Linked DNA regions of Homo sapiens: region 1 is linked to region 2. The links are chromatin loops, found by intact Hi-C in ENCODE. Cell type or tissue: K562. All regions are shown on one strand. Links, peaks and the distances in the headings refer to the core of each region. The heading gives the core; the rest is flanking DNA.

Evidence for each region. Peaks named below come from ENCODE experiments on the same cell type or tissue, not always from the same donor. Only the 100,000 strongest peaks of a DNase experiment are listed, where the experiment ranks them.
Region 1: a loop joins it to region 2, with 6 times the contacts of the local background. A loop is called at or near these places in 3 of 110 quality-filtered maps.

The regions. Positions count from the first base shown.
Region 1 is chr7:88,239,921-88,248,268 of GRCh38, reverse strand. No RefSeq gene overlaps it. Among named protein-coding and RNA genes, the nearest start is that of SRI, 24 kb to the right of the region's middle. In K562, for the core only: a CTCF peak has its summit at 4,814 (motif pointing left); a DNase peak (open chromatin) is centred at 4,818.
Region 2 is chr7:90,149,759-90,158,106 of GRCh38, reverse strand. It overlaps STEAP1 (STEAP family member 1), which reads right to left and starts at 3,638. Exons shown (of 5, transcript NM_012449.3): 1 at 3,564-3,638. All of the region lies in intron 2 of STEAP2-AS1 (STEAP2 antisense RNA 1), which reads left to right. RefSeq lists an enhancer at 4,882-5,422. In K562, for the core only: CTCF peaks have their summits at 3,714 (motif pointing left) and 5,271 (motif pointing left); DNase peaks (open chromatin) are centred at 3,406, 3,666 and 5,246; H3K4me3 peaks cover 574 bases.

The sequences.
Region 1 (8,348 bases), core at 77-8,076, 1.9 Mb after region 2:
ATATACAAACCTTGAGCTAGACCAAGAGAAAAATAGAGAAGACTCAAATAAATAAATTCATAGATGAAAAATGGGGCATAACAACTGATACCACAGAAACACAAAAGATCAATTGCTGGTGAACAATTATACACCAACAAATTGGAGAACATAGATAAATAATGAGATAAGTTTCTGGACACATAGAACCTACCAAGACTGAATAATGAAGAAATAGAAAATCTGAGCAGAATAATAAAAAGTGAGGAAATTGAATAAGTTGTAAAACGTCTTCCATCAGAGAAAAACCCATGAGCTGGATAGCTTTTTTTGTTGCTGAAATCTACCAATCATTTAAGGAGGAACTAATACCAAATTATTGTCAGACTACTCAAGAAAATTGAAGGAGATTACTTAATTCCTAATTCATTCTACAAGGCCAGAATTACCCTGATACCAAAATCAGAGCAAAACACAACACAAAAAGAACACTATATCTCTGATGAACATAGATGCAAAACTCCTCAACAAAATACTTGCAAACTGAATTTAACAGCACATTAAAGAGATTATCTATGATGGTCAAGTGGGATTTATCCCAGTGATGCAAAGATGGTTCAATATACGCAAGTCAATAAATGTGATATATATCACATAAGAATGAAAGACCAAAACCATATGATCATTTCAATAAATGCAGAAAAAGCATTAAATGAAATGAAATATCACTTCTTGATTAAAAAAAATCAACAACTTAGGATTAGAAGGTACATACTATACAAGGTCCATATATGATAAACCCACAGTTAACATGATACTAAATGAGAAAAAGTTGAAAGTTTTTTCTCTAAGTTCTAGAACAAGACAGGGATGCTGATTTTCACCACTTCTATTCAACATAGTATTGGAAGTCTTAGCCATAGCAATTAGTCAAGAGAAGCAAATAAAGGGTATCCAAATTGGAAAATAAGAATTCAAACTGTCCTCATTTGCAGATGACATGACTGTATATGTAGACAACCCTAAAGACTCCACCAAAAACCATTAGCACTCTTAAACAAATTCAGTGAAGTTGTAGGATACAAAATCAACATACCCAAATTAGTAGCATTTCTATATACCAGTAATAAACTATCTTAAAGAGAAATCAAGAAAACAATACCATTCATGTAACTATTAATACAAAAAAGTACTTAGAAATAAATTTTAAAAGAAGGTGAAAGATCTCTACACCGAAAACTATAAAACATAAGTAAAAGAAGTTGAACAGAACACAAATAAATGGAAAGATATCCCATGTTCATGGATTGGAATAGTTAATATTATTAAAATGTCCATACTACCCAAAGGGATCTACAGAGTCAATGTAACTCCTATCAAAATATCAACAACATTCTTCACAGAAATAGAAAAAAAATCTTACAATGTGTATAGAACAACAAAATACACCAAATTTTTCTTTAGCAGAAAAAAAATAAAACAAGCTGGTGGCATCACAACAAAACAGTATATCACAGGGATCACCCTGTCACAACCAAAACACAACACAACCAAAACAGGATGATATAAGCATTAAAAACAGACATACAGACCAATGGAAAGGAATAAAGACCACAGAAATAAATTCATGTAACTGCAGCCAACTGATTTTCAACAAAGATGCCCATACTGGGGAAAAGAGCAGTCTCTTCAATAAGCGGTGCTGGGAAAATTAGATATCCATACACAGAAGATTGAAACTAGATCCCTATCATACACCATGTACAAAAATCACCTCCAAATGGATTAAAGACTTAAACATGAGGCCTGACATTATGAAACTACTGGAAGAAAAACTTGGAGAAACATTTCAGGACAATGGCCTGGGAAATAATTTGCTGGATATGACTCCAAAAATTCTGGCAATAATATAAAAAAATGGACAAAGGGAACAATCAAGAGAGAAGAGATAACCTACAGAATGGGAGAAAAATGTTTGTAAACTATACCTATGACAAGGGGTTAATATCCAGAATATCTAAAAAACTCGAACAACTCAATAGCAAAACAAACAAATAATATGATTTAAAAATGGGCAAAACACCATAATAGACATTTCTCAAAAGGAGGCATACACATGACCAGAAAGCATAGGAAAAGATGTTCAAATTACTAATCATAAGTGAAATGCAAACTAAAACCACAAGATATCACCTCATGCCTGTTAGAATGGCTATTATCGAAAACAAAAGATAACAAGTATTGGAGAGGATATGGAGAAAAGAGAACTCTTGTAACCTTTGGTGGGAATGTAAATTATTATGGCCATTACGGAAAACAGTATGGAGGTTCTTCAAAAATATAAAAATAGAGCTACCATATTAAGACTAGAAGGTACATAGTACACAACAAAGAGATACCTGCATTTCCACGTTCATTGTAGCACTGTTCACAATAGTCAAGATATAAAATCAATTTATGTGTTAATCCATGGATGAATGGATAAAGAAAATGTGGTATATAAACATAATGGAATACTATTCATCTATAAAAAAGAATAAAATCCTGTCGTATAAGACAACATGAAAGAGATTATGTTACTTGAAATAAACCAGACACTGAAAGACAAATGATGTTACTTATAAGTAGAATCTAAAAAGTTCATCTCATAAAAGCAGTGAATAGACCAGTGGTTACCAGCAAGTGGGGAAAGGAGAAAGTGGAGGGGAAATAGGGAGGATCGGTCAATGGGTATAAAGTTACAAATAGATAGGAAGAATGAGTTCTATTGTCTTATTGCACAGTAGAGTGAATATAGTTAACAATAATGTATTGAATATTTCAAAATAGCTAGAAAGAACATTTTGAATGTTCTTACTACAAAAAAATGATAAATGTTTGTGATGATGGATATGCTAATTACCCTGATTTGATAATCACACAATGTATATGTGTATCAAAACATCACATAGTACCAAATATGTACACATATTTATGTACGTATTTGTATCTTATGTACACAAATATGTACAATTATTTTGTGTCAATTGTTTCTTTAAAAAGCACCAAATGTATATTAATTACATTACTAATGATAGGATGTCTTCATGACAGGAATAGAGAAACAAACTACACATGTATGTATAATAGATGGAAATATTTAGAGCTATAAAGGGGCCTAAAGAGTTAAAAGGATACCTAAAAATATATGGAAGAATATACAAAATAAATGAAGGTACACAGTGAACAATAACTTTGTCTTGTCTATCCTATGCCCTCCCTGTACCTCTAAGACTATTCTACACATAGTCCATGCTTGTAAATATTAGTTGAATAAAGAAATAAATGTAGATATATGCATGTGTGTATATATAAGGGTATACACACATACACAGACACACACATAACATAATTCTGAAGTATTTATAGAATTCAGTCATTGATCTGCTTTGAAATACAGGATAAAATAAGTTGTTTCTCTGATTTAGGAGGACAAAGGTAGAAAGGAAATAAAATCTATACTAACAGGTTACCCAAATGTTAGAAATATACAAATGAAATTCTTCATATATGATTTAAAATAATTTTTAATGCTAACTATGTTTATGTAGTTGAATAATTTTTTCCATTAGAAAATAAAAATAAAAACTCATAAATAGCCTGCGGGAGGAAATTGCATATGTGACTAACATAAAAGCATTAGCTTCTGAGAGATAGCTACAGAAAGGCTTTGCTGCTTGCAGGATGTCTAATCAATCAGATATCTCAGGATAGACTTTCCAAGTACCTGCTTGGAAATTTGATTATTTTTTCAGGTCTGTTCCTGTGGTTTTAATTAAGCTAAAGATCATATCAATGTTTATACTTGACATAAATGATTCCATTTCCAACTGCTTTCCAGATTTCTAAATAGCATGTGCATCAAGGATAGAAGACACTAAAGGTTACATATCATTTCACACAGAGACTATCCTTTTCCCATTATACATTCTTGGCATCTTTGTTGAAAATCAACTAACTGTAAATGTGTGGATTTAATTCTAGGCTCTCTATCTTGTTCCATTGGTTCGTATGTCTTTTTATGCCTGTATTATGTTGTTTTGATAAATCAAATCTATTTTAACCGGAAAGTTCAATCCATTTAAATTGATTGTGATTACTAATATATTTGGATTTATTTCACATATCTCATTTTATGTTGCTTTATAATAATAATTTCCCCTTTCTTGCCTTTTCTTGGATTAATGGACTATTTCCCCTCATCCCATTTTTGTTTCCTGTTTCTGCTTTGAAAGTTTATTTTGGTCTTTATAGTAGGTACCCTAGAAATTGTAATATGCATATTTAACTTTTTTGAATTTTAAAGAGAATCAACATTTTTACTCTCCTTCTAAATAATACAAGGATTCCAACCACCATCCCCTTCTACTTACATGGGGTATTGTTGCTTGACATATTTCTGCTGCCTATTTACTTACTATCTCTCAGCTCCAATCCTACTCTGTTCTACTCTGCTCTGTGCTGGGACTCTGCGGAATATCTTTCCCAGACTCCCTTGCCCACTAACTGCCTATTGTGTTTTGTTACTAGGGTTACATAATGGGAGTGAAAGGTGAGAAAAGAGGAAAACAACATTGCTTCCAATTGTTCCAGTTCTGGTCAGTGTTGCCCATCAGTAGCTTCATTGGTCCAGCCTTCAGCTTTTTTCAAAACTCCTCTAGCCTTAGCAATTTCCCTCAGAGCAACTAGCATCCTCCAGTGGCACCCACTGTGAAATGTCCTTGTTGAAGCTTACTGTAAATGCGAAAACAAATGAGTGAAAAATGCAAGAAAGGTTTCAAACCAAATACAATGTTATAATGACACCTTGTGGATATGGGCAGTATACCACTGACCAAGCTTCAGTGAAATGCAACATTAGCTGTAAAATCACCAAACATAAAATACTACACATTTTGAAACTAAAAACTAAAAATAAAAAAAAGCTACTTAATGTAGAAAAAAATGAATAACAAATAAACATAGAGTAATAGAAACTACAAGTTGGTGATCTCTTTTCCATATTCCTGTGAGACACAGCACTAGATCACTCCTTAAAGACTCGTTTTCTTCCATTCAATTTACTGCCATTTTAATTTTCCCGAGTTTAAGGCCTCCTTTTTCTTTTCTTATAAATCAGTGTTTTTCATCCTTTTCTGAGAATTAAATTTTTTAATGTTCATTATATATATTTTTTTCTAGTAGTGTCTTGCAGAAGTCTACATTAAAAATTTCAATTTGTCAAAAAAAAAAAAAAAAAAACCCTGAGGTTTTAGCAACCTATCTTTGTAAATTAACTGTTTTTGTGTGAGGTAATGAAATTAGCCCTGATATAATCACAGTGTATTCATGACTTTTTCTAATTTTTCTAAATTTTGCCTTTTGCTAATAACTTGTTTTTTAATAACAACCTATTACTTTTTATGATGTTTGTGTCAGTTACCACTTAAGCAGAATCTAATCGCTTTCGTATTCTATAATTAAATTAATGTGGACATTTAGTACACTATATAATATTATTAGAAAACAAGAGATTTGGTTTGAGAAGACCTAAATTCAAATCTAACTTGGCTATTTATTAGTGAAACCAGGGGCAAGTTACTTTGACTTAAATTAACCTGATTATAATCATCTGTAAAACAAAGATTATAAACATGAATAACAAATTTTAAAATATCCAGCAGTAAAATGTATATAAAACATTTATATACTGTAAAGCATTACACAGATACAAGTAGTTAAAATAGCATGTATGCATTACATTCAATATTTTATTCATAAGAGTCTACTTTAGAATTTTATGTGAAATTTAAAGTAGCTCATTCCATGCATCTGGCAAACAAAATCATCCCATAATTTCTGAGGATCTGTTTTTTACAAGATACTGTAAGAGACATAGAGGCAAATGTTACCAGTGACTGCCCGAAAGTTTTATAATTTTATTGAGGATTCATGTATACTTGATAAGTTGTTGCAAAAAGAGATTTAATTCATCAAGACGTGATAAGAGCTGTAGTCTTGGGTGACATCACAGAAGAAGTATTCAGCTGGGTATGGAATAGAACACAGATGAGGAAGGACATTTAATGATGAAAATACAGCATGAACAAAGGAATTATTTGGTTTTTCCTTTTCTTAGCACTGTTATAGTATTTCCTGTTAATACAACTCACTTTGTCTCCTAACTATAACTTGTATTGATAGTATTATTATATGTGTATTACATGTGTAGATGTCATGTTTCTCTGTATAAACTATATGTTTACAAAGTATACAGATGTCTAATATAAGTCACTTATTTTACCAGGTGCTGGAGATTTACCATATATGGGTGATTAACCCATTAACAGTGTATGAAAAAGCTGCACCAGAGCATGTACAAAGTACTTCAGGGTCGCAGAGAAGAGGTGATTAATTCTAAGCTTCAGAACAGCGCAAACTAATTTTTGCATTTTGTTCATATCACCCCAGAGCACCAAGCTTTACATTAGCTTTATAATAGGTACTCAAAACGTTAATAAACAGATGAACTAATGAACAAACAAAAAATGCAGACAAGAACAGGCTGACAATCCCATGGGAATTACCCAGACTTGTTGGAAGGAAAAAAGTGGGAAAGTAAATTGGTGCCCAATTTTTGGAGATATGGAATCTTGGATGAAAAAGATTAGACTTGGGCCAGGCACAGTGGCTCATGCCTGTAATCCCAGCATTTGGGAGGGCAGATCACTTGAGGCTAGGAGTTCAAGGCCAGCCTGGACAACATGGCGAAATCCCGTCCCTACTAAAAATACAAAAAAAAAAAAAAAAAAAAATGAGCCAGACATGGTGGCGCGCGCCTGTAATCCCAGCTACCCAGGAAGCTGAAGCATGAGAATTGCTTGAAACCAGGAGGCAGAGGTTGCCGTGAGCCGAGATCACACCGCTGCAATCCAGCCTGGGCGACAGAGCAGAATCCATCTCAAAAAAAAAAAAAAAAAAAAAGGATTAGACTTGAAGTTCTTCAAAGTGTATGGTAAACACAACTCACTTTTATGTACTTCAGGGGAAACAAGAAGTGAAAACTGTACATGATTCCAAAGAACTATCCCTTGTGGGATTTAACTTTTTAACAGCCCAACACTCTGAGCCTGACATGGAAAAGACGGCCAGTGTGTATTTGTTTTAATTAATTAGTGCATGGATGGATAGATGGATGGATGGATGGATGGATGGATGGATGGATGGATGGATGGATGGGAGTAGCTTAGGCAACTAATAATCCCAATTAATAGGTCACTTAACAGAACTTCTGCCTTTGAAAGGAAGACTTCAATTTACCAGGGATGGTGTCACCTGGTTTTTTTTTTTTTTAATTGGTAACAACTGCTTCATTTTGTAAAATATCTAAGTATTTGATTCCATGGAGCAATGTTATTTAAGATTAAATGATTGTACTCTTGAAGAAAGGTAACATTCATATAACCAACACTATGTGCAATTTACATCCTTTTGTTTGTTTGTTTTGTTTTGTTTTGACAGGAAGTTTCGCTCTGTCACCCAGGCTGGAGTGCAATGAGTCAATCTCGGCTCATCGGCTCACTGCAGCCTCTATCTCCCAGGTTCAAGAGATTCTCCTGCCTCAGCCTCCCAAGTAGCTGGAATTACAGGCACCCACCACCACACCTGGCTAATTTTTTGTGTGTTTTTAGTACAGAAAGGGTTCTATGTGATGTATTTTTTATTTTGGCTGCTATTAGTGATACCTTAGGCTCTAATAATGTGTGTACAGTTTGAAGTGGACTAAGTTGTATTCAGTAGAATTAGAATATAAAGTACATTACAACTTCATAGATATTGTTAACCAAAATAGGTAGAACATCTTATTTTTTGAAATTTCCTGATAATATTATAACTGTTAGAGAGGGGGTGCAATTTGTGGTTCATATCTTATGTATTATCTTGACTTCTCTCTTAATAAATGTAAGGTTAGTATTTTTTCACCTGTAAAAATTAATTGTAAGTAGTTTTTCTCCCTATAATTCTTGTAAGGTTTATGGATCTTCTATTCACGTCTCTATATTTTTTAAATTATTTTTTGAAATGCAAGCTAATACTGCTACATTATAGTTTATTTGGGAAGTAAAAACAAAAAAAAACACTCTTAATTGCATGAACTTCACTCAATCATTATCTTTTTGACATATTTCTTTTCAATCTTTTTTCTGCCTATGCATGCATTTTTCACACAAGTGTAATCATAGTATGAATATTATTTTGTATGCTGCTTTTTTTGCTTTTAAGTATTGTAACAAGTTCTTATGGTGCTACTTAGGTTTCATAACCATGTACTAGTGGTTGCCTAATATTCC
Region 2 (8,348 bases), core at 246-8,245:
TTTTTATCTTTTGTACGATATATGTATGTTTACTATACCTTTTCTATGTTCAGATACACAAATACTTACTATTGTGTTTCAACTGCCCACAGTATTCAGCACAGTAACATGCTATACAGATTAGTAGCCTAGGAGCAATAGACTATACCATCTAGCCTAAGTATGTAGGAGGCTGTACCATCTAAGTTTATGTAAGTACACTCTATGATGTTTCCTCAACAATGAAATCCCGCCTTACAATGAATTTCTCAGAATGTATCCTGTCATGAAGAGACATGACTGTTCTTAAAACATTCTCCAAGTTTTAAAGGTTTAACTATAACAAAGAATAACGAGTTGCTTTTACATATGCCAACATTTACTTTGTTGAGGTACTCTTGGAATATTTTCCAGATATTATCTATTTCAAAATTACAGAACATTCATGATGAAGATATCTGTTGTTTTAGTTTGCCCACATTCTTTTCTGATTTAAAACATTTCCTCCATTTGGAGAAATGCCCTTCCTCCCTCCAATGTGATTTTGGGAGATTGTGTAAAATAGTAACGCTCATTCCCTGGTCACAGAAGTGGGTATATGACTCAGGCCTGGGCAGTTTCCTGTTTTCCCATTGATTGGCTTAGCGATGGCACAGAACCCTACTTAAACCTGGTCATTCTCTGATATTTATATATGGAAGTGGAAGAGAGAGATGAGATGTCTTTAACATTTTGTTAAGATAGCACAGTATAAGCCTGCCATGCTTTTTTCTCCATGCTCTAAGAAGGAACATGTTTTCATTAGAAAAGAAGAAAGCCAACACGGAAGCAGAACAAGAAGCAGAGAAAGACACAGAAGAGTCCTGGCGGCATATTTCAGTATTTAGAGCCCCTGAGACTAGATCCTGAATTTTTCAGTTAGACAGTCAACACATTCCCTTTTTTTTTGGTTTAAGTTAGTGTGATTTGGGTGTTCACCACTGGCATGTAAAAGAATTCTGAGTAAAGCATATGCCAATCATCAAGTATTTATGAACCCAACTCTGTGACCAACATTAAAGAGGAAAAATAGAAATGACACTCATGCCTGCTCTGGAGGAAATGACACTCTATCTCCTTAAGAAGCATTATTCCAAGTCATTTGGTGACTTAACCAACTGTATTACGCTGTTCTCGCACTGCTATAAAGAAATACCTGAGGCTGGGTAATTATTATAAAGAAAGGAGATTTAATTGGCTCATGGTTCCATAGGCTGTAAAGGAAGCATGGCAACATCTGCTTCTGGGGAGGGCTCAGAGGGCTTATAGTCATGGCGGAAGGTGAAGTGGGAGCAGGCGTCTTACATTATCGCAGTGGTCCCCAACCTTTTTGGCACCAGGGACTGGTTTCGTGGAAGACAATTTTTCCAAGTAGGGGAAGGGGGATAGGGTTTTGAGGTGAAACTGTTCCACCTCAGATCATCAGGCAATAGTTAGATTCTCATAAGGAGCACACAACCTAGATCCCTTGCATGTGCAGTTTGCAATAGGGTTCATGCACTTAGGAGAATCTAATGCCACTGTTCATCTGACAGGAGGTGGAGCTCAGGCAGTAATGCTCGCTGGCCTGCCACTCCCCTCCTGCTGTGCAGCCCAGTTCCTAAAAGGACACTGACTGATACCAGTCTGCGGCCACGGGGTTGGGTACCCCTGCACTAACGTGACAACAGCACCAAGGGGGGATGGTGTTAAACCATGAGAAACTGCTCCCATGGTCCAATCACCTCCCACCAGACCCCAGCTCCCTCACTGGGGGTTACATTTCAACATGAGATCTGAGGGAGAGACACAGCTCCAAACCATATCACCAACATAATAGTTTGTGGGGTGGGGGAGGGAGGTGCTAGGAATGGAAGTGTCACCTACTATAATCAAATGTAAGAAATAATTCACTATGTTTAGAAGATCTTTTAACTTTGAGGGTTGCAGTATCGTAAGGATGCTAACAAATCCACCTACATTTATTCAATATGAATTCATTAACTATATTGTGAACAACAATGTAAGGCAGGAGGAATGCAAAGTTAAATGAGATAAAGCCTCTGCTCTGAAAAACCTTGAGGTCTAGGAGAGAAGGCAGGCATTTCAACTGCATGGTAGAGCGATGTATCCTAGAGGAGGATAAAGTTTTACAGGCAGATGGTGGCATGGGAAGGGAAGTAGAGGAAAAGGCTCAGCGCTGTCTTCTAGACCCAGTCCTGGGGTAGCTAGCAGGTTGGCAGTGTTTGCTGACTGATGGCCACTACAAACGGAGTCTGGGTGGAAAACCAGAGTGGCCCTGGAGAGTTACCCAGCCATTTGTCTGCATGGTAAGGAGACCACACTCAAGAGCAAAGCCAAGGAAAAGCCCATGACAGTGAGGAAGCTTGTTGACTGTGTGGCCCACAGTCAACTCTATGCCCATAAGCCAGGAAAATAAACTATGAGTCAAATAAATTTGTTGGTTTCCATCAGACATTAACCAAAATGAAATTTAAGTTCTACAGTAAAATCTTTTCATAAAAAGAAAAATAACAGAAAACAACCTGGTGTTAAAATGTTAGGAACTCCAGAATTCGACCCAAAGTTCTCTTTCACCCCCTTTTAAAAAAAGTGAAGCATATTTCTAATGCGACTGCTGTTTTGCTGTACCAGGATGGCTGCCCTGGTGTTCCTAAATGTTGGCACAGCCCAACTTACTCATGTTTATGTCCCGCAGTTGAGAATATGAAGAAACCCAATGCCTGGAATACACTGTGGGTTGCATTGCATTTCCAACCTTTTATACTTTCAAGTGCACACTTGTTTTACATTTAACTAAGTGAAGTCGAGTTTTTTGTTTTTTTTTTTCACTGGGCTGTTTTTAAGCATTGCTTTCCCTCTGTGCTTAACATTCATGTTAAATGAATAACCTTTTATTACACGTCAGGATGTGGAGGGAAATGTATTTTACAAAAGTAACAAAGTAAGAAATTTGGAAGTGTACAAAAAATTTATGTCTACAAACACCTTCCAGTGGATTTGACCAGAATTACATATTTAAAGCCTTGATTGACTATTTTGGAGGGAACCTGAACCCCACCCAGATCCTGAAAGAGTAGGGCCAGTGTTCTAAGGACTAAAAATGAAAACCTCTGTTACCAGGAAACCCGAAGACGAGAAGTAGCACGATTTTAAGTACTGTGCACCAGTCATTCGTCAATGCACAGCAAACTCTGGCAACTTTGCCACGTTAAAAAACTTGCCATCAAAATCCAACCTGAGCACAAACTTAATAATCTACCACAACCTTAAGCCCCTAGCGAAAAGGCTTCCTGTGAGTCCCTGGCTCTCCCCAACCCCCGGCCCGGCCACAACCCAGCTGGGCTGGAAGGCAGCGCGCCCCAGAGCCGCGCATAAGCGGAGAATTGAGCAGCGCTCGCCCAGGAGGGCCGCTGTCCAGGTCACGAGAAGGCTTGCGACCCGCTACACCCCTCCCAAGACTGGGAGCGGGCGCCCAGCCTTGCAGGGACACGCGGGCGGACTCGAGGAGCAAACGGCCAGTGAGAACGATTCAAGGGACTCACCCACTCTTCGCCTTAGCTTGACCGTGAGTCTCGGCTGCCGCTGCTGCCCAGAGGTGCGGGCCCCACGCGGCGCCTGAGCCTCCAGAGCGCGGAGCCTCCAAGCCAGCTGCAGGCCCCGCCTCCTTGTCCGTTGCGCGTCCAGCGCCACCTGCTGGCGCCCCGCGTCCGCAGGGTTCCGGAACGTCCTTGGAGGCTAAGACTCCCCAAGTCGCACTCCGGCCTCTCCCAGTTTCCTCTCAAATGCCGTCTGCCCTGCACCTGAGGTCCGTTTCGCGCCCTCCAACCCCTCGCCTTTTGTTTAATCTCCACTAAGGAACGTTTGTGCATTTCTCTAGAGCAGTGGTTCTCAGACTTTAGCGTGTATAAGATTACCCGGGGGCTTATTAAAACACCGATTGTTGGGCTGTCCGCCCACAGTTTCCGGTTCAGTATGTCTGGGATGGGGTCTGAGATTCTCATTTGTAACAAGTTCCCATGAGATATGGAAGCATTCCCAGATCACACTTTGAGATAGACCGTTTAGAGCTTACAAACCCTCCCACACGTTAGCTTATTTATTTTTATTTTATTTTTATTTTTTTTGAGACGGAGTCTCAGTCTGTTGCCCAGGCTGGAGTGCGGTGGCGCGATCTTGGCTCACTGCAACCTCCAGCCCCGGGTTCAAGCGATTCTCCTGCCTCAGCCTCCCGAGTAGCTGGGATTACAGGCGCCTGCCACTGTGCCCGGCTAATTTTTGTATTTTCAGCAGAGACGGGGATTTCACCATCTTGGCCAGGCTGGTCCTGAATTCCTGACCTCGTGATCCACCCGCCTCGGCCTCCCAAAGTGCTGAGATTACAGGCGTGAGCCACCGCGCCCAGCCACCTTATTTAAAACCTAACAGCCGGTCCTGAAGTGGCTGTGATTGACAGTTTGAGGAATCCGAAGCTGAATTTCTGAGAGTGACTTGCTCCCTGAATTGTTCAAATTGTGTACCTTTAATCGCACAAACCCTGCTCCCCAGCCGAAAAAAAAACCCTTAAACCCCATGTTTACTCCGTCCCTCCCTTCCTTGCCTTAGCTTTTAAGTGCAGCTTCCCATATCCTAGCTCAATGAAGTATTCCAAACCTAAAGTAAAGTTAACTGTTAATATTCCAAGGTTTTAGAAAAAGACAACTTGAGCAGGGGATTTACTTCTCTCCGTTGGAACCAGCCTCAAGATAGGGTCTGAGACATGAATTGCAAAATTCTGGGGATTTGGTATACAACATTCTCAGGACTAAGCTGAGTAGAAAACACAAAGGAAAATAAACGCGCAACCACATTTTCCATGATTGTTTTTTATTCACTGCTAGGGCACCGAAGACTGTTCATGTTTTTTTTTTTTTTTTTTTTTTTTTTTTACTTTTTTTTTTTTAATTATTATTATTTTTTTTTATTGATCATTCTTGGGTGTTTCTCGCAGAGGGGGATTTGGCAGGGTCATAGGACAATAGTGGAGGGAAGGTCAGCAGATAAACAAGTGAACAAAGTTCTCTGGTTTTCCTAGGCAGAGGACCCTGCGGCCTTCCGCAGTGTTTGTGTCCCTGAGTACTTGAGATTAGGGAGTGGTGATGACTCTTAACTAGCATGCCGCCTTCAAGCATCCGTTTAACAAAGCATGTTTTAATATAAGTATTTTCTGTAGTCACTGACTTTCCTTGGATTAGTTTAAAGCCCTTTGAAGCTTAAATTACCGTGGACTGACACCTTGTGGTGGAAATAGAATCTTACACCTGTTGTTTCTAGTGAAACTAGAAAATAATTTAAAAGTTTTAGAAAAGAAATCTGTGTAATCTTTGTATGTGTAGCACAGACTACAAAGAATTAAGACTTTTTAACTAAGCATTGTTGAGTTTTAAAAGTGATCATGGGTCTTAAATGGTCAGACAAAACGATATGCTTTTATTGTTTAACATTTGGTAGAACAAAGGTCATTCTGTTTTTCACAATCTATTTTCCATATGAAAAGGGCAAAGAGTTATTATTGTGTTAACATAATAATATATATTCATATGAATATGGCTATATAGCAAGCTGCACTTAAAACTGCTTTTCCTTTTCTAATTAAAACATTTAAAATCAAACCCCAAATATTTTTGTTTTATAATTAGACTTTAGCAATTTTATTTCTGCACTTCTTATAAAAGGTTTTTTTGCCCAATATTTTAGTGTGGAGAATAAATAGAGTATGTTCCAAAGTAAAATGATTAAAAGTGTGAGATTATTTATCAATTAGTTTGTAGATATTATAAAAGAAACACAATATTCGATTAAGAAAAACATATTACTAAAAAGCTTTTATTGAGTTGCCAGGAGTTAGTATCATAGATGAACTATCTGCAATTTTTGCATACAAATAACCTGTAATTTGAGGTGTGAGATAAAGAAAAAAAATTTTTGTGGTGGGGGCGGGTAATACAATGCCAGAGCATCTCAGAATGCTGAGTCAGCCTCTTTAGCACATACTTTTAAAAACAAGTGTGGCTTGTGGAAAGCCACATTATGCTATTGCAAATGTTGAAAGGCAAGTTGCTAGTTTTGCTGTGACTCTAAACAACTAGAGGATTTAAAATGGGAGTTCGCCCATGAGTTACCAATAAATTTGGATCTTTCAGAATATTCTGTAATAAACTTAAACTATAGTGAGAGCGCATATTAACATAATGGACCTCAGTGTTATTTGAGGTCAAATACTAAACTGGTGACTTCATAATAACATGCTGTGGAGAAAATATAATTTAGAATCCACGAGTATTTTTGCCTGTCAAATAAGCAACCTGATCTTAGAACCTGATGAGACGACCATTTTAAAAGTAAATGAAATACTATGGTGTGAGAGATAAAATAAAAAATATCATACTATTAAAGATAATCACAATGAGAAATAGACAGTAAATTTTAAGTGAATGACAAGAATTATATTAAGTTTTTTCCTTTGGAAATCTAACTCCTGAAGGGACAGCAATTTAAGTAATGATCAACACTATTTCCAAGTCTGCCTCTTACGAAAGAAGAATGGTCAGACTTTTATTTTAAACGACTGCAAAAATTACCTAAGTTCAAGAAGAAATATTTGTCAAAATGATGTTTTAAGACAGACATGATAAGGCTTCACTGGCCAAAATTTCTGATTCTGTTAACCTCATATGATACATTCTCTTTACTAGTTCAAGATCTACTGTAATCTTCAAAGTATGTGGTCAGTTTGTCCCTCGTGTCTGCGTTTAAAAGTGGTTGGGGGTAGAGAGGAGGTCTGTTCTTGGGACTGGAGGTTTTAACTATTCTTCTGAATTCTTTCTCCCAAACTCAAAGTCCCTTATTGCTCTTTCACCAAGACAGGCAACAGTAAACATCTTTTCAGGTAGGTTGTAAGAGTAGGTGCTTCATTTCCAAGCTCACAGATCTCTGCCTGAGTACTGTTCAGTGATGTTCAAAATGCCGTGATATATTCCATTGGCTTTAAATATGTTGCGATCTATGAAAAGACTAAAGTTCCTGGCAATGGTACCATATTAAGCCTTATCAGTTATTTACATCCTACTATAAAGAATATTTCAGCTTTTTCTGAAAGTATGTTCTGGCATGGAGAAAGAAATATCAGGATATCAAACACTTATAATAGAAGGTTATGAAGGGGTTATACCTTAGGGAAAAAAGAAGGTATTATTATCCTCATTTAGAGGATATGGAGAAATTAAGGCTCTGTTTCAAAGCAAGTCTGTAAATTCTTTAACATTCTTCCCATCAAGAAGAGAGACCTATCTCCTGCCCTGGAACATGGGCAGCACTTTTGACTGTCTCCGTGCATATAATATGGTGGAAGTGACACTGCTTGACTTGTGAAGCTGGATCACAATGGGTTATTGACTTCCACCAGCCTGTCTCCGGGTACAGGTGACTTCATGTAAGAAGTCCAGCTACCCTGACAGAGAGTCCACATGGAGGGAGCACATTGTAATAGACAGAGGTGCCTGAGGAGCCCCGACTGTTCCAGCCGCCAGCTATTTAGGTCTTCCCAAGTCAGGCACCAGAGAATATGAATGGAAAGGCCTTCAAGAGAACTCTAGCCCCAGCCATTGTCTGATTGTCACTGCATGAGGACCAAAAACTGCCTAGCTGAGCCCCATCAACCCCTAAAGAAGTGAAAGATAGTAATGACAAATGCTTGCTGTTGTTTTATAGCACCAAGTTCTGAGTGGTTTGTTGTGCTGCAGGCTCCAAGAGAAGTAACTTTCTGAGAGCACTCAGGAATTTCTTAGTGGAAATGGGGCTAGAATCAATTAACTGCATTTAATGCAGTATTAACCAGACAACTGTGTTGGGTCCTGGGGACCAGAGAAGAATTAACACACAGCCCAAGCCTTCCCCTGGTCTGAGCTTCCTCTTCCCACCTTCATATTCATGGCAGCTTCTTCTTGCTGGGAGTGGGATGGAGGAGCCCTAGGGCTGCTGGCTTCTGGAAGGAACTGGATCCAGGGCACCCTGGCTATTCCCTTGCTCCATGCTGTGTGCAGGTGGCTCTGGCACCAAGAGGTGGCACCAAACCTGCTGCCAGCCTTGGCTTTCTCACCAGTGGGGCTCCGATGAGTTGACAGACTGTGTTTGGAATTGAGCATGGCGGTATTACAAAGGCAAATGGGTACCACACAACCTGCCTGCAGTGTTGCTTTGTTCTGATGAATTACACCGAGTCCCTGGATTCACATTTGGCTGGATTGTCAGGAAAAATATGTGTTCTGGGTTCCAGCTGATCTTTTCATCTA